Linked DNA regions of Homo sapiens: region 2 is linked to region 1. A link is an interaction called in ENCODE POLR2A ChIA-PET data of the cell type or tissue named here. Cell type or tissue: MCF 10A. All regions are shown on one strand. Each heading gives the region's core, and the rest is flanking DNA. Links, peaks and the distances in the headings are about the cores only.

Region 1 (5,577 bases), core at 504-4,503:
CTTACATTTCCGTTTTATTTTTCTTTAAAAGGAGTGAGTTGTATGGGAGGGTTAAATGCTTTATAGACAAGGAAAAGAAACTGTGCTAGAACCAACTTATTCAACATCATCTTCTTCTTCTTCACCATTTCTTCATTTTCCTCATCTTCCTATTCTTCCTTCATTGTCTTGCTTTTTTTCAGCCTTCATGGCTCGCTTTTTTGCTGTATCAGGCTTTTCTTTAGCTCGGTATGCAGCAATATCCTTTTCGCATATTTCCTTCAGCTTAGCAGCCTTCTTTTCATAAGGCTGCTTGCCATCTGCAGCAGTGTTATTAACATCTCTCCCAGTTTCTTTGCTATGTCATCAATGGGTAGGCCAGGATATTCTCCTTTGATCTTGGTGATACTCAGAACAGAACAAGAAAAAGCCCAAAAGAGGCCTCTTGGGTGCACTGGTTTCCTTAAACTCCTCTTTTGTTTCCCCTTTAGGAGGGATTAGGTTTTCATTTGTCTTTCATAACAGGTTTTGTCTGCCTTTGCCATGTCTTCAAATTTTCCTTTCTCTTTAGCAGAAATGGCCTTCCACCTCCCTGAGCACTCCTGAGACAACTCTGAGAAGCTGACCGAAGGAGCTGGATGCTGCTTCTTGTGCTTCCTCCCAGCAAGTCTATACAGAGAATGCATATGATGACATGTTGCCCCATGGCCTCTTAGGATCTCCTTTGCGCATGTTTAGTAATTTTTCCTTAGCCACCAACAGAGTGGCCCAGTGCTTATCAATTCTCACTTTCCCCAGCACTATTTCTATGGAGCTCAATGTACTGCAATAGCCATGACAGTGGGAGCCAGATGCTGCCTCTCATTAGATTCTCTTTATTGGAAATTTGAACAGAAAAATATGGAACGAACTTTATAATGAACAGTGGAATGGGAAGTGAGAGAATTTCAAGGGAATGAAAGCTATGGAAAGTCAAAGGCATGTGTCATCTTGAGTTACCAGGGGGCAGAAGAAGTTGGTCATTATAGAGAGGAGAATGGAACTGATGTGTAGAACGAAGCTGATAACATAAAAAAGCAAGAGACAAAAGACAGGTATAGAATGTCTCAGAGAAAAACAGAAATAGAAAAAATAGAGGCAGAGAAAGAGACCGAGAGAGAAGCAGACAGATGAAGAGATAGAGGTAGATAGAAACCTCACTCAGAACTGCCACCATCAGCTTAATCCCCCAAACTAGAAACCTCTGCAGACATCTCCCTTATCACCCACATCCAATGTTGTCAATTCTACCTTCCAAAGATGTCTTTAAGGGCTGGGCACGGTGGCTTATGCCTGTAATCCCAGCACTTTGGGAGGCTGAGGCAGGAGGATCACCTGAGTTCAGGAGCTCAAGACCAGCCTGGCCAACATGGTAAAACCCCATCGCTACTAAAAACACAAAAAATTAGCTGGGCGTGGTGGCAAGCACCTATAATTCCAGCTACTCAGGAGGCTGAGGCAGGAGAATAGCTTGAACCTGGCAGGAGGCAGAGATTGCAGTGAGCCACTCTGGCAGGAAGCAGAGGTTGCAGTGAGATTGAGCCACTGCACTCCAGCCTGTGAGACAGAGACTCCATCTCAAAAAAAAAAAGAAAAAAAAATTTCTAAGATGTGATTTTTTTTTTTTTTAAGTCCTGCTGTCACTGCCGTCCAGATCTTCATAAGTACTTGCTGGGACTATGGCAAAAACCTCACAACTGGTCTCTCCCTACCCCAGTCTATTTCCAGCACTGTTGCAGATCACACTATCTTACACTTTGGTGGCCACGTCTTCGGGCCTGGCGAAACCTGCCTCATCTCCTCTCCTGTGAGTGCTAGGTTCCTCCAGATCCCATTCTTCTGCCACAGCAAATCAGGCCCTGACCTTTGTAAATGGGATTCCCTTGGCTTTCTCTTCTGCATTTGGCAATCTTCCATCCTGCCTTCAAAATCTGGCTCAAAAATACCTCAGTAATGCCTTTTCACCTCTTTCAGGCAGAGTTATCTTATAACAAAGTTCCTACCTTTCCCATTATACCGTGAGCTTTTTTTTTAGTTATCTCAGAATTCCCAGGACACAGCAAATGTGCGTTGTCTTGAACTAAATTTGTGGAATTTCAGGTAATGAGGGAGCCAGGACACTGCTGGGTGGGTGGGCCAGCTCTTATGATTCTGCCCCAACCCAGAGCCAGCCCCTAGATTTTCAGGTTTTTGTCTTCATCCACGTTTATCCCCACAGATCCTCTGAAAGCTCCAAACAAAATTTTCCCCACAGCTCCATGGTAACCTCAGCAGAGGCTCCTGGAGGTGACAGTTCTGGGATGCAAAGAAGGGCGAATGAAGTGGGGCAGCTATTTGTCCATGTGAGTATTTGGACTTCCTTGATACACATAAGAGCAATTTCCTTCCTTTTTGCTTTGAATCCTAAGAAAATGCCTCAATAAAAAATACTTAGGGGAGCACATGAATTAACTCACTTTCCATCACCTGAACCACTTAGCGCTTCCAACAAAGCTTTGGGGGGAAATCTGTATTTAATCAATGTTGAAACAATCACTCTGATGCAGAAATGCACACAAAAAGAGGACCAGCTTTTATTTTGCGTACTGTATTCCTTTTGACAGTGATGACTAATGGAGTAAGATTTTTGTTCACTAGAAGAAGCTCAGTAGCATGTATCAGGGCAATTAACTTGGAAATCTGTGAATAAGCATGATTCAGGGGCCTATTGAACATCAACTTGCAGACTCTTATGAATCCTGGTTGCTTCCATTGGCTGAAAAAATACTGTAAAATCTTGAATTTTGCAGTAAAAAAAATTCATTTTGGTTGTGACTCCTACTTGAGTCACATGGTATCAGATGGAAAATGAGTAGGAAGGAGAGGATCGCTGCCAACTAAAAGGAGAGAGGCTAGTCTGGACAGAGCATTTTGTGGGACACAGATTTGATTGTAAGCCAACTATTTTAAAAATCCTCATTCTTGCAAGCTAGCACATGACCTCTTTCCTAAGGGTGAGGAGATTCCAGAGGTACATATTTGCCATCTGGAGTGGATGCAAATTCTAGTGCAATTCATCTAGAAACCTGCATCATTGAAATTAATCATCATGTTGAACAAGGAGAGCATGCTGGGGCAGGGAGGTCAGTTTCACTTGATAAGAATAGAATGCACATTCTAGCTGGGAATGTGCTGACATTCATTGCATTCAGGAAAATTCTACACAAAGCCTCTCTCTCTGGAGAGGATTCCTGAGAAAGAGAAGGGCTCACTGTGTGGCATAGAAATGAGAACCCCCTCAAAGCCCTGGCTTTTGAAGGTATCCAGAATCACAGTGATTCAATGCCATTGGATACTGCTCTTTTTCTTCCTGGGAGGGAAACATCAGTCCATCAGTTCAAACCCTACAGGGTTTTCTGTGTTTGTCCTAATCATGTTAGAAGCAGAACGCCTAGTTAGTAATCAAGCACCAGTTGGAGCTGTTTCCTACCAAACGTATGGTTTTGATTTTGAAGCCCTCCATTCATTGTTCTTTAGCACTGTGAAGGGCTTGTAACCAGCTAACTGCTTCTCCTACTTTGGTCTGGGGAACTAAATGCAAATCTGGCTGATACTTCAGATGGGCTAGGGCCAAATTTTGTTGGTTTTTGTTAATGCTGTTACTTATTTTTGAAAGAGGTGTGGACAAAAAAAAAAGGGCAAAAGTTGGAATGGTATTTGAAGTTTGCTCGTGGTGTTTTAGGGAAACAGGAACATATCACTATAAAAGACATTTCCTTCAATATGGGTAAGAGTTCCTCATTGATTCAACTGAGCTCTTGAAATCTGAAATGTTTAGGGAGCAGTAGAAATTTGATAAGGGATCATAGACTCAAGGGGATGAGAGAAGATTTGAAAAGTCATCGAATATAACTCCTTGATTTAGTAAAACCATAATTCGTAGTTTTCCTCTGATGAGTCACGGCCAGGAAGTAGATATTGTAGATGAGTCTGGGTCCTTGCACTTCTCAGCTTCTGTCATTTACAAATTCTACTTTGATGTCTCTGAAGATGACATCTGAATGTGCATGTGCAGAAGAAGTGGCATTGAATAGAACTGGTTTAAAATCCCTAATTTGCTACTTAATTGCTGTTTGAATTTGCATAAGTTATTGAACCCTCTAACCCTCAATTTCCTCATCTATAATATGGGATAATAATAACTACGCTGCAGGGATCATTTTAAAACTAAATTAGATAATGCCGTATGATATCTATATCTATATTCCTACTTTCCACCATACACAGCACTAATTTTTAAAATAAAATTAAAACAAAAATATAATCTATAATATTTGAATGTAAACTTAAGATAATGGATGCTGTTTTGCTGAAATTAAATGCATTTACACAGTGAATTTGAAAGTTTGTTTGAGTTTAGTAAGCCAGTAACATCAAATTCCACTGTGTAAGTGTCCTGGAATTTAATCAGAACCCAGAGATCTCTCAGCCTGTTTGCCATTATTTGCCATCGCATAATGGGTTGCCAGGTGCAATTTCACCTCTGTCTGAGACCATTGCTTGGATCAAAGAGGGCTCTTGTTTATCCAGCTCCCTATGAGACCAGGCAGGGCCAGTGGTGACCCTCCAAGCTGAGCTCAGCCAGAGGGAACCTGTGTCTTGGTGCTCAGTTCTGAACAGTCTCATAGACCCCCATACTTGAGTGGGCTTAGGGACCCATACCCTTCTAAAATCCACTGAGAAATCCTCAACAGAGGAGTTATGTGTTAACTTTATCTTTTAGAGGAATCATGTTGGCAGCAGCTTGAGGATAGGCTGGAGTGGCTAAGAATGACAAGGGAGTGGCAATTGAATCGTAGAAATACTTCAAACTCAGGCACCTCGCATTTAAAACACCACAGCACTTCCACGCATCACCAGCTTTACCTGCTTCTATTTTCCAGTATGAAGCTTCTGCTCCTGCCAATATGTTCTGTTTGACCTTCCCTGAATACACACTGGGTTTCCCTGCCTATTCAGCCCGTACTTATGTCTTTCTCTTCACTTATATATTCCTCTAGTCCTTATCAAAAATCCTAACCGTTCTTTTAGGGTCCATCTTCTTCACTCAGTCTTTCTTAGTTTGTTCAAATTACCTAATATGATTCATAAATTACCTTGTATTGAGGTATTTATGTTCCATACTGTGACTTGTCTCTTCCAGCAATTGGGTTCAAATGTGATGGCAGGCACACCTCTTGCACAAGCTGGTATTTTACCTGATTTTAACCTATGATGGCTCATTGTTCAATGTTGGCACTCTATAACTTGCTGAATAAATAGATGACTAAATAAACCACCCATTGACTCATCTTATAGGCACCCCTATATAGCTGTAAGGGAATTATTTAGTAACTGCTTAAAATGTATCTAAATTGGATGTTTTACATTAGGTTCATAAGTGAAAAGCAAGCTTGTCAGAGATCTTCAAATGAAGCTTATTTAATGAGTTATTTTTTAAAATCCTATACAACAATGGAAAACCACAGTAAGTGGGTGTGATGGTAGTTCAAGAGTAACATTTTACTGATTTATAAGAAG
Region 2 (5,577 bases), core at 678-4,677, 290 kb before region 1:
ACTGCAGCCTAGGCAACAGAGTGAGACTCCGTCTCAAAAAAAACTAACTAAATAAATAAAATAAAAAAAGTAGCAACAAGGCCGTCCAATTCTAATTGCTGGTTGAGAGGTGCCCGACAATAAGTGTTATGAATTACAGAGAGGAATGAATCTTCCTAAGTTATTGTGCAGGACGGCATCCAGGAAAAGCTAGGACTTCAGCGGGGTCCTGAAGGGAACACTAGAGTAAAGTAGGTAAAATGCATAGGATGAATGAGGAAAAGGAGAGAACAAGACAAGGGGATGGAAATGACGATGCTTGTTTAGAGAGCATTGACTCTTCCAGGCCGCCTGTGACAGAGGGCTTGAGAAAGGAAGTTAATGACTAAATTGGTTTGCATGTGGTTGGTACTTAATATGCTTTTGTTTAATTTAATTGAAGGCACACTGGAGGAGAGTCTTGAATGTCAGCCTTCAGGTAATGGAAAGTCTTTGAAGTCTCTTGAGCAGGGGCCTGGCAAAATGAAATGACATCAGGAATTTCTGCTGTAGTTCAGGAATAACATAACAAAGGCCTGGATTGGGCCAGTCAGTGCATTTGCCGCAGGGATTGGTTCAAGAAAGTGGAAATATGTACCAAATGTATCCGTGCAGAGTGAATCCCTAGATTTTTGTGAGATGTTTAGGAGAAAAAAATAGGCCTCCGTGTGACAGAATTCTGGGCAATGAGATATAATTTGAAGTTTTAGAGTGGGACTTCCAGGAAAACTCCTTTAAAAAGTTAGGCTCCACAGGTATGCACCGTTTTTGCTCTTTTTGCTTTTTCCCTCATTCCTGAAAAGTGGAAGTGCTGGCTGGAGCCATGTAAGAAGGGCCAGGAGACTTACTGAGACCTTAGTCTTGATGCTGAGCCACCCAACCAATACTAGCAAATATCTTCCCGCCTCTTACTTACTACATGAGAAAAACGAATGCCTATCTTATTAAAGCCACTGTTATTTGGATTTTCAGTTATAGACAGCAAATCAGCTTCTGCTCACTTCTTGACCTTAATTTTCCAGTCTCTTCTCCCTCATTCCATTCTCTTATCCTTCATTTACACTTTCTGCTGTAGCAACAGCAAACTACTTTCAGTCCCACCAAGAGCCATGTCTTCTTGCTTACAGGCCTTTTATTAAATATATGCTATTCCCTTAGCTCCTCTCTCAACCTCACACTCTTCTCCTGGATAATTGCTATTCAACCTCTAGGTCTCACTAGAGGTGGCACTTCTTCCTTAGAGATGTCACTTTCCTAACCCCTACCACCACCACCATCTCACTTGCTTTCTGGGTGTAAAGCCTTTCCTGTGTATTCTAAAGCACACGTTACTCTCCATGAGAAAAGTTATACATCAAAGGGTTCTTCTGAGAATGCCATGCCTTCAAAATGCTCAACATATGGGAAAAGCACAGTGGGGGAGGAAGGTGTACACGCCCAGGTTAGTGGTGTAGTTTCAGTCTTTCCCAGAGAGCCTTGCTGCCTGATGACCTGTCAGAGACTGCTGGATTCCATTACTCCCAAGAGATGACCTTTTACCCAATAGAGTGGAAAACAAAAAATAGAGCAGCTTCATTCTTATCCTTGACCATATTGTTCTGACAGTCCACTTAAATCATAGACAGGCTCAGCCTATCCTTTCCCTCTGGAAATTTAATCTTTAGTTCACTTTAACATTCTGTGATGTAAAAGAGCCAACAGCATCTATTGTCAGTTTTATTCTGGTTTCAACCTTTATAGCAATATATTTTTCATTTAAAAATTAGCATTGTGTGGTTGAATAATTTTCTCTACCTTGTATTCCTTCCTTTTGCTTCTCTCTTTTCAAAGTGTTGGTCAGTCCTACTCTCTTGGTCTCCAGAAACATTTGTAGCAGGTCTGGAACAGTAGAGGAAGTTCTGGCTGTGTCCTGCAAAAGTCTGAGCCCTTAAGGAAATGCTTCTTTGCCCCTTTTTTTTCTCTCTCTCTAGACCAGAAAAGGATTACCTGTCCCATTTGTGGGGAGAAAAAGCAGAATGTGAGAGAGAGAAAGCAAGTGAGAGTGAGAGGTGGAAACAGAGTTGAGGTCTGAGAGGGTGAGAACCAGGAGCAGAGGGCACAAGTGCAGCCCCTTCCAGAAGGCCAAGGGAAAATGGCTGCATAGTGCATCTGGGGAAGGGACCACATGCTTCTGAGCAAACATTTCACTGGCGCACATGAGGCATGGAAACAGCAGAGAGGTGCCAGGCCTGCAGGCATTACACAGACAAGCATGATGGACGTCACCATGGTGACGTGTATGAACAAGCAGAAGCTGTTCTTCTGCTCTCCCACCACCCCTTCTTGAGGTCTGGGAACTTCCGGGAACAGAGTTCAGTGTCCAAGAACTCTGGCACCTACACTGGCAGGATAGGGGAAAAGCTCAAGGAAGATGAACGTTGTCAGGATGACTGACATCACCCTGTGTTGTGTTGGTTGTGTCCTACACAAAAGTGCCTGGCCAAGGGATGGGGGTAGAGGGTGGGTAAAAATCCAGTGTTCTCTGCAGCCCAAGCACTGCACCTAGAGGAAGAGGCTTTGTAATTTGTCCACCCAAGGTGTGTTTTGTGATTCTACTATCTGGAAGAGGTGCTTTCTGGAAATTATGTGCTGGTGGAGCCCTGAAAGTTAACTACTCCCACCCACCAAGAGTCAGAAATTAATGTAAACTATAGACAAATTCCATTTTCCACTCCTGAATTGTAAGTTCCATATTCACCACATAATGTTTGCCAGGCCTACATGATGAATTGCTGAGAAAATCAAATGAGATAACATATTTGAAGAAACTGTTTTAAAACTGGTGAAATGCACACAAATTTAAAGCATTATCATCAACAGCTTTGAGCTTTGGGGCCAGAACACTTCCTTTTGGTTCATATGATCAATATAAAACATTAAATTTTTCTTTGTACTTTACTTGGAAGTGGGAAGGGTTCTGCCTACAAAATTGCACATGCATTTTATTTATGTCATTGCAATTTGCTATGGAATTGTCATTCTAGGCCCTTAGATCATTTATTTATTTAACAAGCACAACACATGTTCTATGTACTATTAAATGAACACTGATGACACTAAAATTAAAAAATATAAAGTACCATGAAACTATTAAATTATTCTCAAAGGAATCAGAAAAGCAAACTTTCACAATGCCAAAATAATTTCCTCTTTTGGAATATCAGGACAAGTTTAAAAGGAAAATATTGTTTGTACATAAAACTAACTGGTTTTGCCCTACATTGTCACAGTAAGTTGAATCATATCCATAGAGCTGTACACAGGAACTCTATTTTTGGAATGGAATCCAATAAAACTTCTATCTTGGCTTTATAAAGGTCTTTCTCTCTTTTCCATTCCTAGCTCATTGTATTTTTTAAGCTCTAACTAAAATTACTTAGTAAATTATTTTTCAAGATGTGAATTCATTTAAAAAGTTGGTCCGCTGTAAAATATCTTTTTGCCATCAAAGTTGAATGAGCTCACTTTCCCGTATTCTTTTGTTTAAAGATGATGGAAACTGGTAGGAGGGAGAAGTTGGAGGGGGGAATGTTTGGAGCCTTCAGGACAGCCTGTGACAGGAAGTCCCAATGGAGCAACCCACAGTTACAGGAAGTGAGGAGCCTTTCTTCCCAGAGTCTTCTGCAGCTGTGTGGATCAAGGAGGCCACATTCCTGGTTCGACCTCCACTTAATTACTCTGACCAACAAGGCCTCAAACTTTGTCCCCAAAGTTGTAAGACTATTAATTAATTAATTAATTGATTTTTTTTTTCAGACAGATTCTTGCTCTGTCGCCCAGGCTGGAGTGCAGTGGCACAATATCAGCTCACTGCAACCTCTGCCTAATGGGTTCAAGCAATTCCTCTGCTTTGGCCTCCCGAGATGCTGGGATTACAGGCATGCACCACCATGCCCAGCTAATTTTTTTTCTATTTTTAGTAGAGATGGGGTTTCACCATGTTGGCCAGGCTGGTCTGGAACTCCTGAACTCAAGTGATCCTCCTGTATGGGCCTCCCAAAGTGCTGGGATTACAGGCCTATTTTTTGATTTAAAGAAAAGTTTTAGGCCAGGCACGGTGGCTCACACCTGTAATCCCAGCACTTTGGGAGGCGAAGGCGGGCGGATCACCTGAGGCCGGGAGTTTGAGACCCTCCTGACCAACATGGAGAAGCCCTGTCTCTACTAAAAATACAAAATTAGCCGGGTGTGGTGGTTCATGCCTGTAATCCCAGCTACTCGGGAGGCTGAGGCAGGAGAATCGCTTGAACCCGGGAGGCGGAGTTTGCAGTGAGCCCAGATCGCATCATTGCGCTCCAGCCTGGCAACAAGAGTGAAACTCGGTCTCAAAAAAAAAAAAAGGTTTTGACTCTTCATCAGTGAGAGTCTAGGCACTGCTGTGGGCTCCACCCACTAAAGAGCATCTCTCCTCTTGTTGAGTGAACCATTGCTTGAGACTGTTCCCAGGCACGAGGTGGAAGAGCTCGGTAAAACCAAACAATCTTTAATGAAAGAATGTCAAACTGAAAGTCAGCCAGATTTTATGTGTTCTTACCATCCACCCTGTTTTCTTAGTAAAAGTTTAATATCTTAGGGATACCAACCAGGTTGGATAAAAATTATACTAATAATTTAAAAAATCAATTGGTTAGAGGAAACAGAAGTTATTGACTTAGAGTCTGGGGATATTTATATTTAATATATTATATATAATATATGTCTAATATATTATATATGTTTAGTATATTATATATAATTTATATTTATAATTTTATAAATGTAAAATTTTATGAATTTTATAAATAATTTAAATGTAATAAATATTACAATTTAAAAATTTATAAAATTACATATATAATTATATATTTTTTATATATATATAATGACTTTTCTAATACCCCGGGTGGGATAAAATGTCCCAACAAGATACATTTACTTTTGACCTTCAGAGAAAAAAAAAGCGATTTCTAGCCTTTTTAATAAGAGATACCTTTAAACAAAAAGAAACATATTAAAGTTGAGAGAAAAATTTTCATTGATACAAATGAGATGTTCTTGAAATGATTGCCTTTGTTTCCAACATCACGGTGCTCAACTGCCAAATACATTATGACCTTTGGGGAAACCATAAAAGCTCATCATTTAAATGCACATTAATTCTTCTAGGTCCCTGGGTGTCATTAAGTAAATTACCAGCCCTAGACATCTTAGGGTGTCTTTGGGGCCTGAAAATATGTATGCTTATATGCTTTTCTCAAAGAAGGACCAGACCCCAGGATGGCTGGCCTGCCTGCCCTTCTCCCTGGGAATATCAAAATCAATCTCTTTTAAACTCACGTTTAATTCTAGGAGATTGCTGTCTATCAATGCTAGGAACCAGCTTTTGCTGAATTGTAACTGTGTGCTTTATAAAGGTTTGATACAATTGACTCTTCACCCTGAAAGTTTCCTAACACTAGACCAGTGTTTCTCAACATTATAAATTATTGTTCTGATAAAGAGTCCCTGTAGACATTTATTTTTCCAATCGACACTGATAAG

Evidence for each region. Peaks named below come from ENCODE experiments on the same cell type or tissue, not always from the same donor. Only the 100,000 strongest peaks of a DNase experiment are listed, where the experiment ranks them.
Region 2: POLR2A ChIA-PET joins it to region 1 with 5 read pairs; 2 of 35 experiments call an interaction of 5 or more read pairs at or near these places.

Annotation. Positions count from the first base shown.
Region 1 is chr2:191,169,367-191,174,943 of GRCh38, reverse strand. It overlaps the pseudogene HMGB1P27. Among named protein-coding and RNA genes, the nearest start is that of STAT4, 21 kb to the right of the region's middle. In MCF 10A, for the core only: no CTCF peak of the experiment used is centred there; a DNase peak (open chromatin) is centred at 2,973.
Region 2 is chr2:191,463,977-191,469,553 of GRCh38, reverse strand. No RefSeq gene overlaps it. Among named protein-coding and RNA genes, the nearest start is that of NABP1, 210 kb to the left of the region's middle. In MCF 10A, for the core only: no CTCF peak of the experiment used is centred there; no DNase peak of the experiment used is centred there.